2 separate regions of the Homo sapiens genome follow, and region 2 is linked to region 1. Evidence: chromatin loops called from intact Hi-C (ENCODE). Cell type or tissue: ovary. All regions are shown on one strand. Each heading gives the region's core, and the rest is flanking DNA. Links, peaks and the distances in the headings are about the cores only. Region 1 overlaps DENND2B (DENN domain containing 2B). Region 2 overlaps DENND2B (DENN domain containing 2B).

Region 1 (8,324 bases), core at 172-8,171:
GGCTGCAGTTGGGGCATCTTCCTTAACTGCCCACCTGGCTTCTGGATCTTTTGTTCTGATGCCCCTAGCTCTTGACCTCTGCTCTGGGTGGCCTATAGGTACAAAGCTGTCTTTTCCCCAGTGGTAAGGGAAAGGGCCTCCCTCCCCAAACTCTTTTGCGGTTCTAGGGACCTCATTCCCACAGTCTTCCTGCTGTGACCCAGTTTTGCATGGCTACATACTATACGCTCTGTTCCTGGGAAAGCAGTGTCCCTGCACATCCCAGCATGGCTGCTGTCTCCCCAGAAACAATGGCCCAGCAAGTGGTAAGGAAACGGCTGTGAAACCAATGGCTCAGATCAAATGAGGGAACAGATGGCCCTCTCTTCATAAGATTCCAGGCTTCTGGCTCACGCCTATAATCCCAGAACTTTGGGAGACCGAGGCAGGCGGATCATGAAGCCAGGAGATCGAGACCATCCTGGCTAACACGGTGAAACCCTGTCTCTACTAAAAATACAAAAAAATTAGCCAGGTGTGGTGGCGGGCACCTGTAGTCCCAGCTGCTGGGAAGGCTGAGGCAGAAGAATGGCATGAACCCGGGATGCGGAGCTTGCAGTGAGCCGAGATCGCACCACTGCACTCCAGCCTGGGTGACAGAGCGAGACTCCGTCTCAAAAAAAAAAAAAAGATTCCAGGCTTCTGATAATCTGGAGGTTTCCCTCTACCCTGGGCCACTTCTCTCTCTCATGTATTAACTAACACCACATTCTTCAGATTCAAGGCCCAAGACAGAGGCAAGACAGGGACATAGAGAGGGAGCCAGCAAGCAGGCAGCACACAGCCTCTCTCCTCCTCACTGACCTACACTGACACGCACACTTCACTTGGGCAGAATCAAAGCCCCTTACTGATGAGGATGCTAATAGAATTGAAATGAACGCCAAAAAACAAAACAAATGCAACCCAGGCTAGAGCATTCTATCTTTCATCTGATCTGTGAACACAAGTTTGCCAATACCATGTCTTCCCACCTGTTGGAAGACAAATCCCAATGGAGTCTCGCATTTCTGCCCTTCTTCTGAACAAGAGGAACTGACAGTTCCAGACTGTATTTTAAAGGGTATTTATACAGCAAACAGCCTTGGAAGACAGAGATAGTGTCTCCCTTCAGGGCAGAGGCAGATTTGTTTCCTGACCAGAGTGATAAAGATAATGTCTCCTCCAAGGACAAAGGTTAGGCAGGTTTGCCAGCAGTCTCTGAAAAGACTGGGGTTTCCTACGCTTGGGCTCCCCAGCTGGGACATGGACCTGCAGTGTGTGCAGCTTCCACCTGGGCCTTCTCCACACCGCCCCATGGGACTTAGGCACAAGGGGAAACCCGTGTGAACACGAAGCTCATGCTGCCTACTGTGCCATAAGTAATAAAGTCCTTTGCGACCCAGGGGTCTCGTGTCTTCTGCCAGCACCATGAAACTGGGGCAATGAAATGTGTTAGCTTGTACAATAGACTGAATGTTTCTGTCCCCCAAAATTCCTATGTGGAAACACAGGTGAGGCCTCTGGGAGGTGATTAGGTCATGAGTGCAGGGCCTTCACCAATTAGGGCCCTTTTAAAAGAGACCCCAGAGAACTCCCTCCGCCCCTTCCACCATGTAAGAACACAGAAAGAAGATGGCCATCTCTGACCAGGTAGCAGGCCTGCACCAGACACTCAATCTTATTTAATTCTAACAATAACCTTATGAAATATTACTTTTTTTTTTTTTTTTGAGACGGAGTTTCACTCATGTTGCCCAGGCAGGAGTGCAATGGCACGATCTCAGCTCACTGCAACCTCTGCCTCCCGGGTTCAAGCAATTCTCCTGCCTCAGCCTCCCTAGTAGCTGGGATTACAGGTGCCTGCCACCATGCTCAGCTAATTTTTTGTATTTTTAGTAGAGATGGAGGCTGGTCTCGAACTCCTGACCTTAGGTGATCCACCAGCCTCGGCCTCCCAAAGTGCTGGAATTACAGGCACGAGCCACCATGCCCGGCTCGAAATATTATTACTATTATTGTTGTTGTTAATATAGTCACATCATCATGTTATAAGAGAAAAACAGAGTCTTCACAAAAGTTAAGTGATTTGCCTTAAGGGCACACAGCTAAGGAAGAGGGCCTGTTGGACTTCAAAGCCTTCCAAAAATAAAGGAAAGGAATGATGTTGTTTTCTCCTTCTCGTGTCCCCAAAGGTCCTTTGGATTTCAGTTCATTCAAGAGCCAGGCTTTTAATCACAAAGCCACTCTGTCTAAGCTAAGGTGCTTCCCCTGATGTCCCATTCCAGGAGGAGTTCCAGAAGGTGGGACCATGCCTGCCCACAGTGAAGGAGGTCAATCTAGGTGTCTCCTCCTGTTCCTGTTCTTCTGCAGCCCCCTGAGATGACCCAGGTGCCACCTCTGCCATTGCTTACCCACAATATCTTCATAGGCATTTTCTTCTAAAGTGCTTTTGGATCCAAACTTGGGTTGGTTCTCAGTACCATTCTCAGTGGGAGAAGAGGGGTACAGGGACTGGAGACTGGATGCATCCTCAAACTCAAAGGATTTTCTGTGGATAACAAGAGCAAGAGTCATTCCTGCTGAATCAGATCTCTGCTGCCTTGCTGGGGAATGTCCATGGCAACAGCAAAGACCATAGGCCCTCCTTACAAAGGCAGCTTCTGAAAGAGCATCAAGGTGGGTCCAAACTTACCATCCAAATGAAGAGACAGATGGTCTGAAAGGCCCCAGCCTGGGTGCCTGCAATGTGCCTTATCCTGAATAATACCGCTATTAGATAACAACTACCCCAGCTTAAAAGCATGCTGTTCCAGGTGCTGCGTCAAATCCACCTTTACATGTGTTATCTCATTAATCTTCACAACAGTGCCACCAGTATTGGGACATCTTGTGAAAGAGGAGATGGAAGTGACAGAGGCATGATTCTCCCAGGCGACGTCTCACTCCAGGGCCTGAGCTCTTAACTATAATTTTGGCCTTGAGCCCTAGAGAATATCCTCCTTGAGAAGTGTCTGTGATTCCACTGGAATTGAGTGCCTGGTCTGCCTCTGGAGTCTCACATCCTCATCTGCATCCTAGCTGGGGACTCCTGCCACTGCACTAAGCAGGTAGGAAGGCTCAACACTGGGAGGGTCCCACTCAGGGCTGTCAGGGGGTTGGAAAAGCAGTTGTTGCTGGGTGGTTTGTTGAAGCAGGAAGGGCTGAGCCCTTAAAACAAATAAGACCACTGCCAAGGTGGAGCTGGGAGGACAATTTGCAGCCAGAAGCTGCTTCCAAGACCAGGCTTCCCTTCAGCTAGCTTGCTCCTTTCCATCCTTTGGACAACCTTCCTCTCTACTGTATAATTTCAAGACCACAGCTTGTTGTCTCCTAAGACACCCTGAGCCTACAGCACTCTCTGCCCCTCTCCTTCATGAGAGAGGTACGTCCCTCATCTGAGACCCCAACTGTACCCTCTCCCTCTCCAAGGCAAGTCCCCGCAGGCTCCTGGGGAGGGAAAGAAGGAAAGGCACTGACTGGATCCCTCCTCCCACCCATGAACACCTCCCTCTTCTTTGGGGCACCATCAGACCTTTCAGCCAATAAAGCCCTTTTTCTCTTGTTTACTAACAGCTTCTCCTGAGAGTCCTAGGGTGTAGGTAAAGGGCTAAAAGTGTCCTGAAGGCTACAGCTTGTTCTTAGCTTGCCTGCCCCTGCCCCGCCCCAAGCACTCAACACAACCGAACACTCTTTATATTGACATCTCCTCCGTGTGCCTCTGTGACACATTCCCTCCTGGCTTTCAACTAACTCTCTGGCCACTACTTTTCAGACTCTTGTGAGGGGTTCTCCTTTTCCATTTGCCTTTTAAGTGTCCGGGTCTCTCAGAGTTCTGTCTTAAAAACTCTTTCTCACTCTGCACTTTCTAGGGACCAAATATCCATGGGCCATTGCCATATCTACCATCTCTATCTTGATGACTCCCAGATTTCTGTCTTTGGCCCAGAGATTCTCAACTAGTTAAACATCCAATGGCTGAGCACAGTGGTTCGCAAATGTTGGCCCAGGACCAGAGTTAGTGTGAGAGCAAGTTTTCTTTGGCATATACAGTAGACTCAGCATCGTATGCAGGTAGCCCTCAAGTCAGTAAATAAGACACAAATCATGTTCAGTCAAATTATCCTTGAAAATCCCCCAGGAAGGTGTCACACTGAGGACCAACATGCTGTCTCTCATTAAAACTAATAGTTTCTCCCCAGGTTTTTTTTTTTTTTTTTGGCTGAATGCCAGAAGAAACATTTGGCTTGGCTTGCATTTTACACAAACACACACACACACACACACACACACACACACACACACACACACGCAAATTTTTTTGAGAGACAAGGTCTTGTGCTGTTGCCCAGGCTAGAGTGCAGTGGTGTGATCATACTCGCTGTACCCTCAACCTCCTGGGCTCAAGCTATCCTCCCTCCTCAGCCTCCCAAGTAGCTGAGACTGCAGGCACATGCCAACACTCCAGCTAATTTTTTAAATTTTTTGTAGAGATGAGGTCTCATTATGTTGCCCAGGCTGTCTCGAACTCCTGGTCTTAAATGATCCTCCCACTTTAGCCTCCCAAAGTGCTGGAATTACAGGTGTAAGCCACCTCACCTGGACTGCATTTTTTTTAAAATAAAAAAGTATATTAAATATAAGAATCACACTTGGTATAACAGACACAAACTTACCATCTCTACTCCTCATGGAACATGTTCACTGTGTGAAATGGCATACAGAACAGACTGCACTTCTGGAACTGTTTCTCTTTTTCCAAGAGCACAGATTTAAGTTTGCTAAGTTAATTCTTACATGAAGGGACTCCTCCATATATGGTATACGTGTGTATATATTATATATAAATGCAGTGTGGGGTGGAATATGTGTAAAACCTTCAGGCTGATGAACTCTCCCCCCCACTCCCTTTGGTCACCTAGCCAACTGCTTTTGGCTCTTCTAAATTTAGCTCAGCAACTCCCTCTATGAGGAGCCTCCCTTCTCTCCCCCATCTAACTCAGATGCCCCTTCTCTGGGTCTCTGCGGCCTCCTGCACTGCCATGAGTCATGGCACGTATGACATTATCTATGATTTATCTGTGCACCAGACCACGAAGTCCTTGAATGGAAGAACCATGTCCTATTTGCCTCTGCATCCTCTTGACCAGCACAATCTTGGTGCACAGCAGGCTCTAGAAGAATGTTTATAGAAATGGATGAACAAGGACAAAGCAAACACTCTTGGCAGGCCGTTTAAGAATTAAAGAGCCAGTGAGCATTCTGGGGTGGACTCAAACACGGGATTACCCTTAGCCACGGGCTGTTCCGGCTCGGGGGTCTGAATCTTTGAAATTTCTTCCTTTCTGCACATGGCAGGAAAGTTTATATATGAGATGGGATATGTTAGATGAAGCCTGAAGTGTGGGGACAAACTAAAGAATCCCCAGAAGTGAAACAAACCTGAATACCCATCAGTCGTGGGGTTAGATGAGAATGGCAGTAAGGTGTAGGAGGATAAGTATTCCCAAGGAAGCTCACTCCCAGCCTACCCTGATTCAGAGAACAAGACGCCTGCCAGCTTTCACCAATTCCAATAGCTCCAGCTCCAAGTTACCGGGGAGACAGCCCTTGGTAATCTGGGGTTAGAAATCCTGAGACTGACCAGGAAACCAACGTGAGCCTCGGAACAGGCTCATTCCTGTTTTACTCCTTTTTTCATCAATCTTCCCAATAATCCCCTCTTGATATAGGCCCAGGGTTCGTATATGGCCAGGAGGCCTTCAGGAGAGAAGGAATTGTGTTAAATTTGCCGACACTACCATGTTAATGATAAAATGCAGTATTCAGATAATGCTTCATTCAAAGAAATTAATTTCTAATGCTGGTACTTCAGGTGGTAGGGAGGCTAAGATCCTACTACTCCGCAAAGGACTGCCTGCTTTACCTACTCCCAACAGAAGACTGAGGAAGCTACAACAGGGGCAGGACACAGCCCAGCTCTACCCCAAAGGCCAAACCCAGCCAATACCTTCAGTGACCAGCACTCAGGTCCCAAGTATCCTGTAAGCATTCCCACTCATGTCCAAGTATCTTGTAAGAGCAGAACAATCTCATTTTTCACTACCACAACTACCACCTAACAATTATTCAGCACTTCAGAGCTTACGAAGCACTAATGACTGCGACCCATCCTACAATCTGTGTTTGCACTGTCCATTTAAAAGAAAGCCACGGTATTCAGCTACAACACACCGGAGGGGCATGCATTACCTGCTCTGGGACTTGCGGTGACCACGCATGTCCTTCTTGGGTCTCCGGGTGACTGGCGGGGCTGGGGTGGAGGGCAAGGGAGGTGGAGCAGCAGGTGTGGGTGAAGGAGGTAGACCATTACTGGGCTTACTCTTGGGGTTCTTGTCAGCCTCGTATTCAAAGGTGCGCTTGGGTTTGGGGACAGGGTTCACAGCGGGATCGAGGGAACTCTTCGATGGCAGCCGCTGGGAGCTAGGGCTATTTCCAGGGGTCCCGGGCTTAGTGGAACCACTGCCTTCCCTCTCTGGGGGTGGGCCCGCCTCCCCCGCAACACCAGCCACTCCGACTGCCCGGCTGCCAGCGCTCACACTCGCGCCCCCTGCCGGCTCCTCCAAGGAGCCCAAGGTTCCAGTCTTCCTTTTCCCCCGGTCCACGCTGTAGCAGCTGCTGGGGAGCTGGGGGAGCCCCCGGCCCGGCTGCTCCTTCAGGACCTGTTCAATTTTCTGGATCCGGCTCAGCACTGCTGAGCTCTCCTTCCTGCTGCCATGCCCCCTGAGGAAGGCGCTGGGCTCACTCCGGCCCAGCCGTTTCTCCAGCCGGTAGAAAGAGTCCCGGACAGGGAGCGCCTCTCCCTCCTCCTCAGTCTCTGGGTAGGAACACTCGGAGAAGGTCCTGCTCATCCTCCGGAGGCCCTTGAAATCAAAGGTCTTTTCAGAGCTGCAGGGGGACGGCACCACGCTGGGACAGCCCAGGCTGGGGCAGCCCTCACTGGCCGCCCACTCGCTCCCAGAGCCCTCCCGCTTCTCTCCACACATGCTCATCCTGGGCGACGCCTCTCGGCGACCTTCCCATGCTGATATCTTCTCCCGGATGCCCAGGCTGTGGGCGCGGGTACCGGTACGGGTCAGCAAGACGCCCCGGGGGCCAGCTGCTGGCCCCGGGAATGGCGTGCTCTGGGCAAGGGGGAGGCAGGCAGCGACCCCTGCTACATCCTGGGCTGCGCCTTGGACACTTTCCTTTTGGGCGTCTCTCTTGCACGCCGAAGGGCTTCTGTCCAAATAACCGAAGCTGGCGGTCTTGAAGGGACAGGTGGGTGGGGAAGTATCTGGGGAGGGATCTTGAGGATTCTGGGGTGAAGGAGCTGGGGGGTGCCGGTCCTTGAGGAGCACCCGGGAGCTGGAGTGGCTGGGGTACCTGCAGGCTGAGGTTTCACTATCACTGAGCGGGTAGATGGGACTCCTTGGTGGGGAGAGAACTGGAGGTGGAGAGACTGACTGAGACCTGGGGGCAAAACAAAACAAAGGAAAAGAAAAGAAAATGGCAGTGAGTGGCTGACCAACCAGTGGCATCCTGTTTTATTCTTACAGAACTCAGCATCTTTTTCCTGGAGGACTCTCAAAGAGTATTCTATTCAAGTAATATACCTTGAAGGCTGTCTTCAAGGAGAGCAATAGCTCCTTAATCACAGCAGGCCAAACTCAACAGGCCTCTCTGCCCAAACCATCCCCAGGCACCCTGAGTAATGTCTGAAACAGACACCTGTTCTGTGCCAAGCGAGAGCATCCCAAGAGTCTAACATCTGCCAGTAAGAGGACAGAAAGCCCAGTGGTGTGCTGCCACATGCTTAACAACCAGTTCTCAGAAGGTGTGGTGGCTCATGCCTGTAATCCCAGCACTTAGAGAGGCAGAGGCAAGAGGATCGCTTGAGCCCAGCAGTTCAAGACCAGCCTGGGCAACATAGTGAGACTCTGTGTATGGTAAAAAGAGGGAAAAAGGGACCAAAAACCCCAAAACCAAACAAGTCTGAACAACCGGCTCTCTAGGGGCAACAGCAGATTGGTAGCACTTGCCAACTTTGGTAGTATAAATATTCCAACTATGGCTGAGCTACCAATGTGACGTCACTGGCTGTGGAGTTGAGAAGAGATGCCACTAATCAGCTCTTGTGAACTGGTGCAAGGTGGTTCTTGAACACTACTCCCTGAAGTGGCCCCCAAATACACTCAGACCCTTTGATCTTTCCCTTTAACAAGCCT
Region 2 (8,324 bases), core at 102-8,101, 50 kb after region 1:
ATCCTACTGAAAAAAATTACCAAGTTGGAATCTCTGGAAAAAATGTCCTCATTCCAAATCTGTTCCCCACCCCCAATGAATTCTCATAAAATGGACCAGAAAAGGAGGAAAAAAAAAATTAATGGCTTGCAGGGTCTATGGGAACTCTCTGTCTCTCTGTACTATCTTTGCAACTGTTCTGTAAATCTGAAACTATTCTAAAATGTAACATTTATAAAAAATAATGGCTTATCACAGTTTCCTCTGTAAGAAACAATGGGAAAAGGGTGATCTTTGGGTATGAAACTCTGCCTCTACCAGCTATGAAGCTTTGGATGTGTTGCCTACCCTCTGTAAGCTTCAGTTTTCTCATCTGTAAAATGGAGAGAACAGTTCCAACCACGAAGTGCTGTTGTACAGATTGAGTAAGATAGTGCATGCAAAGGACTTACCACTGCTAAAAGTGCTTTCTTTCTGGGCAGCAGCAGTTTCTCTGCTCAGTCAGCCTTCACGTTGGGTTCTTGACAACTGCAGCTGGAGACCCTACCTCCACCCTTCAGCCCTACCTGTCTTTATGACTAGCAGTCTCTTCCAGAAACGGCAGGACACTTTAATCCCAAAGCACAGTAATCACCTGAAAGGCTGAAGGCTGCCTTATAGCAAGTTCTGACTAGTGAAAGCACACCTTTGTTGACAGAAACATGTTCTCCTTCCTGCTTTCCCTTCCTCCATTAGAATCTAGTGTCACTGCCATTAGCTGAATGACTTTCCTAAGGGTTACAGGGATCCATCAGAAGGAAAGCCAGAAGCTGACAGAGTTGCGCTTCTGACAGAGAGGAAGTGTGCTCTCAAAATCGCCACAGAAGATTCTTCCCCTTCAGTAGCACCACTACCATCCACCATCTCATCACCACCACCCCAACTCCTGGCTGTGCCCTGCTCCCATCCTGGCCCCACATGAAGCTGGGCTGATAAACTACAAATCCACAAGTCAAGGGGCACAGCAAGTTCCCCAAAACCAAGACATATGTCTCAAGGCTGGGCAGGAAGTTGCCCCCAGGCCCTGAAGCCCAACCCCGGGGCCTCAGACACCTTGCCTCTTGTCTATAGGATGATGTTACTTGCTTCTCCCCTGGGGAGACTGAGATGAGTGGGCAGTCTAGGAACCCTATCTAGGTCTTCTTATTTTTTTCGTTTTTTTTTTTTAATTATTATTTTCACTTTTTTTTGAGACAGAGTCTCTCTCTGTTGCCTAGGCTGCAGTGCAATGGCGTGATCTTGGCTCACTGCAACTTCCACCTCCCAGGTTCATGAGATTCTCCCACCTCAGCCTCCTGAGTAGCCGGGATTACAGGGGCCCACCAACACACCTGGCTAATTTTTGTATTTTCAATAGAGACGGGGTTTCACCATGTTGGCCAGGGTGGTCTCGAACTCCTGACCTCAAGTGACCCGCCCGCCTTGACCTCCCAAAGGGCTGAGATTACAGACGTGGGCCACTGTGCCTGGCCCCCATCTGGGTCTTATAAGTGGATGGACTAGAGACCAAGGAAAGAATCAGGTGAAGAAAGGTATAGCTCTGATGTCGTGTTATCTCCTTGAAAATCACTCACAAGAATGTCAAATACTTAAAAAAACAAAAAACTCTCCCAAGACAAAAGAGAAGTCCAATCTCACCCTGAAAATTTACTGTCCAAATAAGGGAGCAGTCAGTGCTAGAACAGTCAGGCTGTTCCAACTCCAAAAAGCCCTGGGAGAGAGGCAGTTCCCGGGCTTCAGATTCCACTGACAGGTTGTAACCCCTCAAAGCCACTAATGGGCACATTCTAGTGGCTAATTCCTCTGACCTTCCAGATGGCTGGGGTGGGGACACACCCCAGCTGAGACCCAAGGACACTGGTTCCTGGCAGGGAGCATGCAAAATCTCAGCAGCTCCAACCAGGCCAGATTAACAGCCCCATGCTCAAGGACACGCTGCCGGAAGCAGGACCCAGGAGGAAGACGTCCTTGGAGCCATTTCTTCTTTAACCAAATAAGAGCCAAATATAGCCAAATATGAAGAAACAATGTCATCTTCTTTGAAATTTTTCTCCACTTTATCACCTCATACCTAGTTTACTGCAATGGTCTCTGGTTATACAGAGAGCACTTTATCCAGTGCCAGCCCATAGGAGGCACTAAATAAATGTTAAACAGTATTATTGTATGACAAGCTCCCCTTTATTCTTCTACCTCCAGTCCTCTCTGCTCATAAGTGACAGACTAAGCATCCTGGAATGTCAGTATCATCATGTCATTCTTCTGGGCTCCTTAACCGCCAATCACACCAGACTCAGGTTCCCTTAATTGGTTCCAACCAATCTCACTTTCCAATTCTTCCTTCCCTCTTCAGCCAGCCCTGGCCCTACCACCCTCCCCAGACCTGCCCACACAGAGATACACAGACTTGCACATGCACACAGACACGCACGTGCGCGCACGCGCGCGCGCGCACACACACACACACACACACACACACCTACCTCTCTCCAGGCAGGACACCTTCTGCTCCAAACATGTCCACGTGTCCATTTCTGCCCCATGTTTCTGGGCTCAAATCACTGGCAGCCTGGAGTGCTCTCCTTCTTCCTCTCTGCTTATCCAACTCCTAGTATGCTCCAAGGCCCAGGCCAAGGTCCCCTGAAGCTCAGGCTGAGAAGCCATTCAATCCACAAACAATGACCAAGCACCTGCCTTGTGCAAGACACTAGCCCAGTCACTGAGGACACAGGAAGGAAAACAACACAGTCCTACAGGCTCCTGACCGGTGGGAGGGGCTTCAACATGAACTGCTCTGCTCACCTGAACCATGCAGGCAGCAGAGTCAACCACCAGACATCGCAGGCAGCTTGCTGTGCCACTTGTAGGGGTAAGGTGAGGGCAGCACATGAAACCCAGCTAGATGGGGTCTTCTTACCTTTCAAGACTTCAACCTTTCAAAGAAGCCACCACGGCCTAGTGGCTTAGAATATATTCTATTATAAGAACCTTCATTCTCTGTGACCACCTTGGGTAGCACTGCCCCATCTTGCTTTAGAATTTTATCAGCTAGGCTGGGTCCAACCTCATTCAATAATAGCCATGGTCAACTACCTCTCCTTAGTGCCAGGCAAAAGCCTCACATCCCTGCCCTAAGCCAGGGAACAGAGAGAGAATGATCTCCTTAGGGGTTCCTAGGCCTGATGCTACTTGACTACAGAGATGATGGGGGTCACATGGGAGCCAACCCTTAGGCCTCTTTAGGGAAAAAGGGTAATCTGCAATTCTGACCATAGGAGTAACTCCACCCTTCCCTCTCTTATTTAAGAAAGCTTATGAGAGAGTGAATGGGCTTGCTATTATTATAGGTATAATCTTGCATACCTTCTAAATTATAAGAATAGGTAACCCATTTAAGATTACTTTGGTCCTTTAACTCCTGTAGTAACAAATGCCACGTGATACATGCCTCACATCTAGTCCTAAGCTGCTAGTGAGTTACAGTGCCTGGAGAGAAGCAGCTGCTATGAGCTTCCAGTGTGCCACCCCCACCCAGGCACCCCACCTTGGATAGCCAAGAGGGCTACCTCGGTAAAAAAGAGATCCTAAGACAGACTTGTAAGCTCAACCCAGAGGGTAATCCTAATTCATTTCCCCCTGCCCAGGGGAGACAAATGTTGCTATATCAATGACTGGGGAAAAGGCCCACATATTTTTCATGTCTCACCCTCAGACTGGAGTGGCGTCTCACTGCTTCTAGAAGATTGGAACTATTACTGACTTGGTATTCATATGGACCAAAGGTACCTCCTGTTGGACATTCCTTAGGCCTGTCACATATGGTCCAAGAAAGCAGTAAGATGGAAAAGAGAGACCAGCTAAGAGCTACTCCAAATGCCCACACCATCAGATGATCATCCCAAGTGTCAGAGATATCTGTGAATCAAGTGCTCAAAGCTACACACATTGGGAGTGCTCTAAAATTCCTATCAATACAGTTATTCTTTTTCCCAGAACCAGAAGAGGCTCTCTTGATGTAATCTTAGATACCAGGGAATATAATGTTCAACCCAGGGAAAAAAAAGAGAGAACACCTAACCCATCCCTACTTATATTTCCAGCAGTGGAGACTCACAGTCTTCCTCATCATCCATCCTCCCTGTAATCTACCTGAACCTCAAGTCTCTGAATAAGCTTATCTCACATGTGACTTAGCTGTTGCTTTTTATAGCATGAACTATTCAGCCTCCTACTAAGACCATCTTTTCCAGAGAGGCTGAATGGGTCTCAGTCTCTACTAAGGAAGCTCACATCCTTCAGGAGCTTACCCAAAACAACAGTCACATATTTAGGCATGCTGGCTTGTACAGCTCAGGTCAGCCAGAAAGGCCACAGCAGCTGCTGACCATTATACCACATGTGAGCACTAACGGGGATCAATGAGTCAAGCCTTGAAAGGGCAGAACAGAAGGAAAGAAGTTACCATTGGCCCTTGGATCACCAGCAACTAGCTCGAAAGAGTCTGCCTAATGAGGACTGCATCCAGCCATAACGAGCACCTAGTCTTTGAAGCCTGTGGCATCCAGACAGTATCACTTCCTACTTGACTGCTTTCAGGGGGCCTTCCACACAGCCACCCCTTACACTACACCCATCTCCAAGGCTGAAGAGAAGACCTAGTGCACACTATCTTGAGAGGCTTAGCCACACATTTCAGTCCCCGTCCACATCCACCCTCCCCCTGCCCCTGACAGCTCAAATATTCAGTCTCCACATGTGTCTATGTGCCTGTGTGTCTGTGTTTTATTTATACTACCCATGTCTGTTGTTAGCAACAGAAACAAAGTACTTTAAGGCAGAAAAGGCAAGTCTGCCAATTGGCTTGCTGCTCCCCGCCTGCTTCCAGCTCAGGGAAGGGCTGGTAAATGATCCCTCCAGCTCCAATCTACCATGTGTGCCTACAGCTCCCACGTACCCGGGGGCTGGGAGGCATGGTGCCAGTTTGGCCCACATTAGTCACTGCTGCATGGGGTGCCGGCCATCACCTCTCTCTCTTCTTCCCTGGAGGGCACACCCTGAACACCTGATTCTGTCACCTGCCTAAATGCTGATTACTGTCGAAAGGCAGAGCTTCAGAAGCCAGAATTCAAGAAACCCATGGTAAAGATGAAAGGGCAGTTCCTCCCCAGACTCAAGACTCTGGAGAACTAGCCCAGGCTAAGTTCTACTTTCACGTCTTTCCATTCCCACTTCAGTTTTTCTGCTACTGATAATCTTCCAAGTTCCAATAGCAGGCTCCCTAATAACATTGACAGTAATTATTGATCACCACTTTGTTTTAGCTGAGAGAACAAAACATGAGATGTGATTCTTACATGTGGGGAGCTCACAGACGAATGTAGGGCACTGAGACACAACAGCAAACGATGCAAGTGTGGGACACAAACTAGAAAGACAGGACAATGGAGTGGTGGAGGGGACAGAGCAGCTCTGGACGGGGCTTCTGTGGGAGAGGAAATGTGAGCCAGACTGTAAAGGACAAACAGTAGCTGGACAGAATGAGACAGAAGACTGTTTGAGATGAAGAATGAGACTATGACTCAAGGTCCCAAGGCAGAGAGAGTGGCAAATATCACACCCATAGCGTTTTTCTCACATTCAACTGAGGCTCAGCCCTAGCAGGTATGGAGGAAGGAAAGTGGTGTGACTTGGTAAAAACAGAACCCTCCCCTCTGGGTTACCATGCTCTCCAGCCTCTCTGCACCTACCTCTGCCAAAAGCATGCTCGGGGTTTCCTTTTTCTTTCTTTTCTTTCTTTCTTTCTTTCTTTTTTTTTTTTTTTGAGACGAAGTTTCATTCTTGTTGCCCAGGCTGCAGTACAATGGTGGAATCTCGGCTCACCACAACCTCTTACCTCCCGGGTTCAAGTGATTTTCTTGCCTCAGCCTCCTGAGTAGCTGGGATTATAAGCATGCACCACCACACCGGCTAATATTTTGTATTTTCAGTAGAGACAGGGTTTCTCCATGTTGGTCAGGCTGGTCTCGAACTCCTGACCTCAGGTGATCCGCCCCGCCTCAGCCTCCCGAAGTGCTCGGATTACAGGCGTGAGCCACCACGCCCGGCCAAGGTTTCCATTTTCTGTGCTACTCCAAAATCCTCTCCCTTGCATGTCATGGAATGCAGCCAGCCTAACTTCCTAAACTCAAAAACATCCCATTGAAATTCCTGGTACTCAAGGCTCCTGCTCCCACGGTAGGACAAGCTTCAGGCTCCCCCAGGTGCAGTGTGGGCCAGGAGCTTGAACTATTCCTGTGTTGGCCTGGGTCAAGCTGTGAGTCTGATTCTTTTCTCGCTAGAGCAGGAGAAGGGGGGCAGTATGAAATTGTAACTATGGTTCCTGGAAGCCAGGACAACCATCTTTCCTCCTTCCATTCATACTTACAGTCATGCATCCATTCAGCTAATATACACCAAACACCAACCATGCATAAGCCAATATGTTTAGTGCTGTTTGGACACCAAATGCATCAGGTATGGGTCCATCCTCAAGGAGCTTCCACTCTGTAGGGTGAATACAATAGACATATAAATCTCATAAATACCAGGAAGACTATTTTAAGTGCCATTAGAAAGATGAAATTAAGTGCCACTAGAGAGATGCCATTAGAGAGATACAATGTTGAAGCTTAGGTAGAAGGAGATTACTTCCAAATAAAGGATCAAGAACACTTTACAGAGAGGGTGACCCTTGTGCTAGGCCTGGAAGATCAAATGGCAAAAGAATACAGGGGTATTCCTACACAGATAGAACTACATGCACAAGGGCTTGGAAGCAGGAAAGCAGAAGACGTATGAAGGACAACAAAGTGTTTGTCAGTCTGATGGGAGTTTAATTGAAAGTAGACCAGGGAGAAAGAGAGTTGGAAAGACAGAGACATGTCGGCTCTTAGAGGCCTCTGAGAGCCAAATCAGGGATCTTAGTTTTTCTCTGGGGAATCACAGAAGTTTTCTGAGAAAAGAATGATGGGTCAGAGATTATGCTTCTGAAAGATGAAGCAATACTCAGAGGTCTAGGGGCTACGGCAGAAAAATCTGTTCAAGTGGTCCACGAGGGCTAATGATCACAGGAGGGACAAGGGAGAGAGAGAACTGAGGTAAGCAGCAAGTGCAGGATGAGAATTTCTACCTTTGAAGCTCAGGCTGAACAGAAAAATCAGTAGGCAGTGGCCAGGGTGGCTAAGAGGCTACACAGGCAGAGAAGAGCTGGAGAGCCAGCTCTTGGGAGGGGACAGCGAAGGAGTGGGAGGTGGAAACAGACAGGAGACCAGGGAAGGGAAGGGAATCTCCGAGTTCAGCATCCTAAAAGTGAAACTGCTCCAAGTGATAAAGCCAAAGGTACCCGAAGAGGAATAAAGACGAAGTCCTTAGAGTTGGAAGGATGGAGGGACTGTGAGGCCGGAGCATTGATGGATTCTCAGTATGAATCCTCAAATCCTAATTATGCCAAAAAGAGGACATATGAAGAAGGTTGTTAACAGTTAGCCTGAAGTCAATAGGCAGGTAAGGGCACCAAGAGTGAGCAGAGGAGGGACTAACTTCTCATGGGAAAGGTTGCCAGCCCGGGCTTGGAAGCAACGTGGGGAGTTCAGAGCGAGAGTTGGGAGGAGGTGAGGTGGCTTCATTGGAGAGGGTCACAAGGAAAGTAAGATCTTCAGGGAAAAGCCAGCTTTTGGCTATAACAAAGAGGTAGGAATGTTCTAGGAAAAGCCACCAAAGAAGGGGCAATACCACTTTTTGTCTATTACACTGGGCAAGATGATAAAACTATTCCCAGAGTCAGGCAGGGTGTGGCAAGCTGGGCACTCTCATATACTGTTGGATGTTCTGTAAACCAGTATAATTTTTCTGGAAAACAATTTAGGAATACACACACACACACACACACACACACATAACCTCACAAGGATAACCTATACAAAGTTAAAAGATAAGCCACAGACAGGAAGAAAATAATTACAGAGCACATAACTGACAAGTGATTAAAAATCAGAACATATTAAGAACTTCTAAAGGAAAAAGACGAAAACCCAACTGAAAAATAAGTAAAAGATATGAACAGAGAATTCAAAGAAAATAAAATATTGCTCAATCTCTTTGATAAATTGGGAAAATGCAAATTAAAGTGATGAGATATTATATCATACTTAGACTGGAAAATACTGAGAAGCATGGGATCTCCAAGTGTTAGCAAAAATAAGGGGAAATGAACACTTATATACATTGGTGGTAAACACATAACAACTACTATAGAGAACAATCTGGAA

Evidence for each region. Hi-C counts contacts between places; a loop is a spot of excess contacts. Peaks named below come from ENCODE experiments on the same cell type or tissue, not always from the same donor. Only the 100,000 strongest peaks of a DNase experiment are listed, where the experiment ranks them.
Region 2: it touches region 1 in a loop (3-fold over the local background); 22 of 110 quality-filtered maps call a loop at or near these places.

The regions. Positions count from the first base shown.
Region 1 is chr11:8,723,641-8,731,964 of GRCh38, forward strand. DENND2B (DENN domain containing 2B) reads right to left here. Exons shown (of 20, transcript NM_213618.2): 3 at 6,310-7,569; 4 at 2,433-2,569. Among named protein-coding and RNA genes, the nearest start is that of DENND2B-AS1, 41 kb to the right of the region's middle. In ovary, for the core only: no CTCF peak of the experiment used is centred there; no DNase peak of the experiment used is centred there; H3K27ac peaks cover 3,736 bases.
Region 2 is chr11:8,773,691-8,782,014 of GRCh38, forward strand. The region is part of intron 1 of DENND2B (DENN domain containing 2B); the gene reads right to left. The region is part of intron 1 of DENND2B-AS1 (DENND2B antisense RNA 1); the gene reads left to right. Among named protein-coding and RNA genes, the nearest start is that of DENND2B-AS1, 9.1 kb to the left of the region's middle. RefSeq lists an enhancer at 742-921. In ovary, for the core only: no CTCF peak of the experiment used is centred there; DNase peaks (open chromatin) are centred at 1,779 and 4,881; H3K27ac peaks cover 5,769 bases.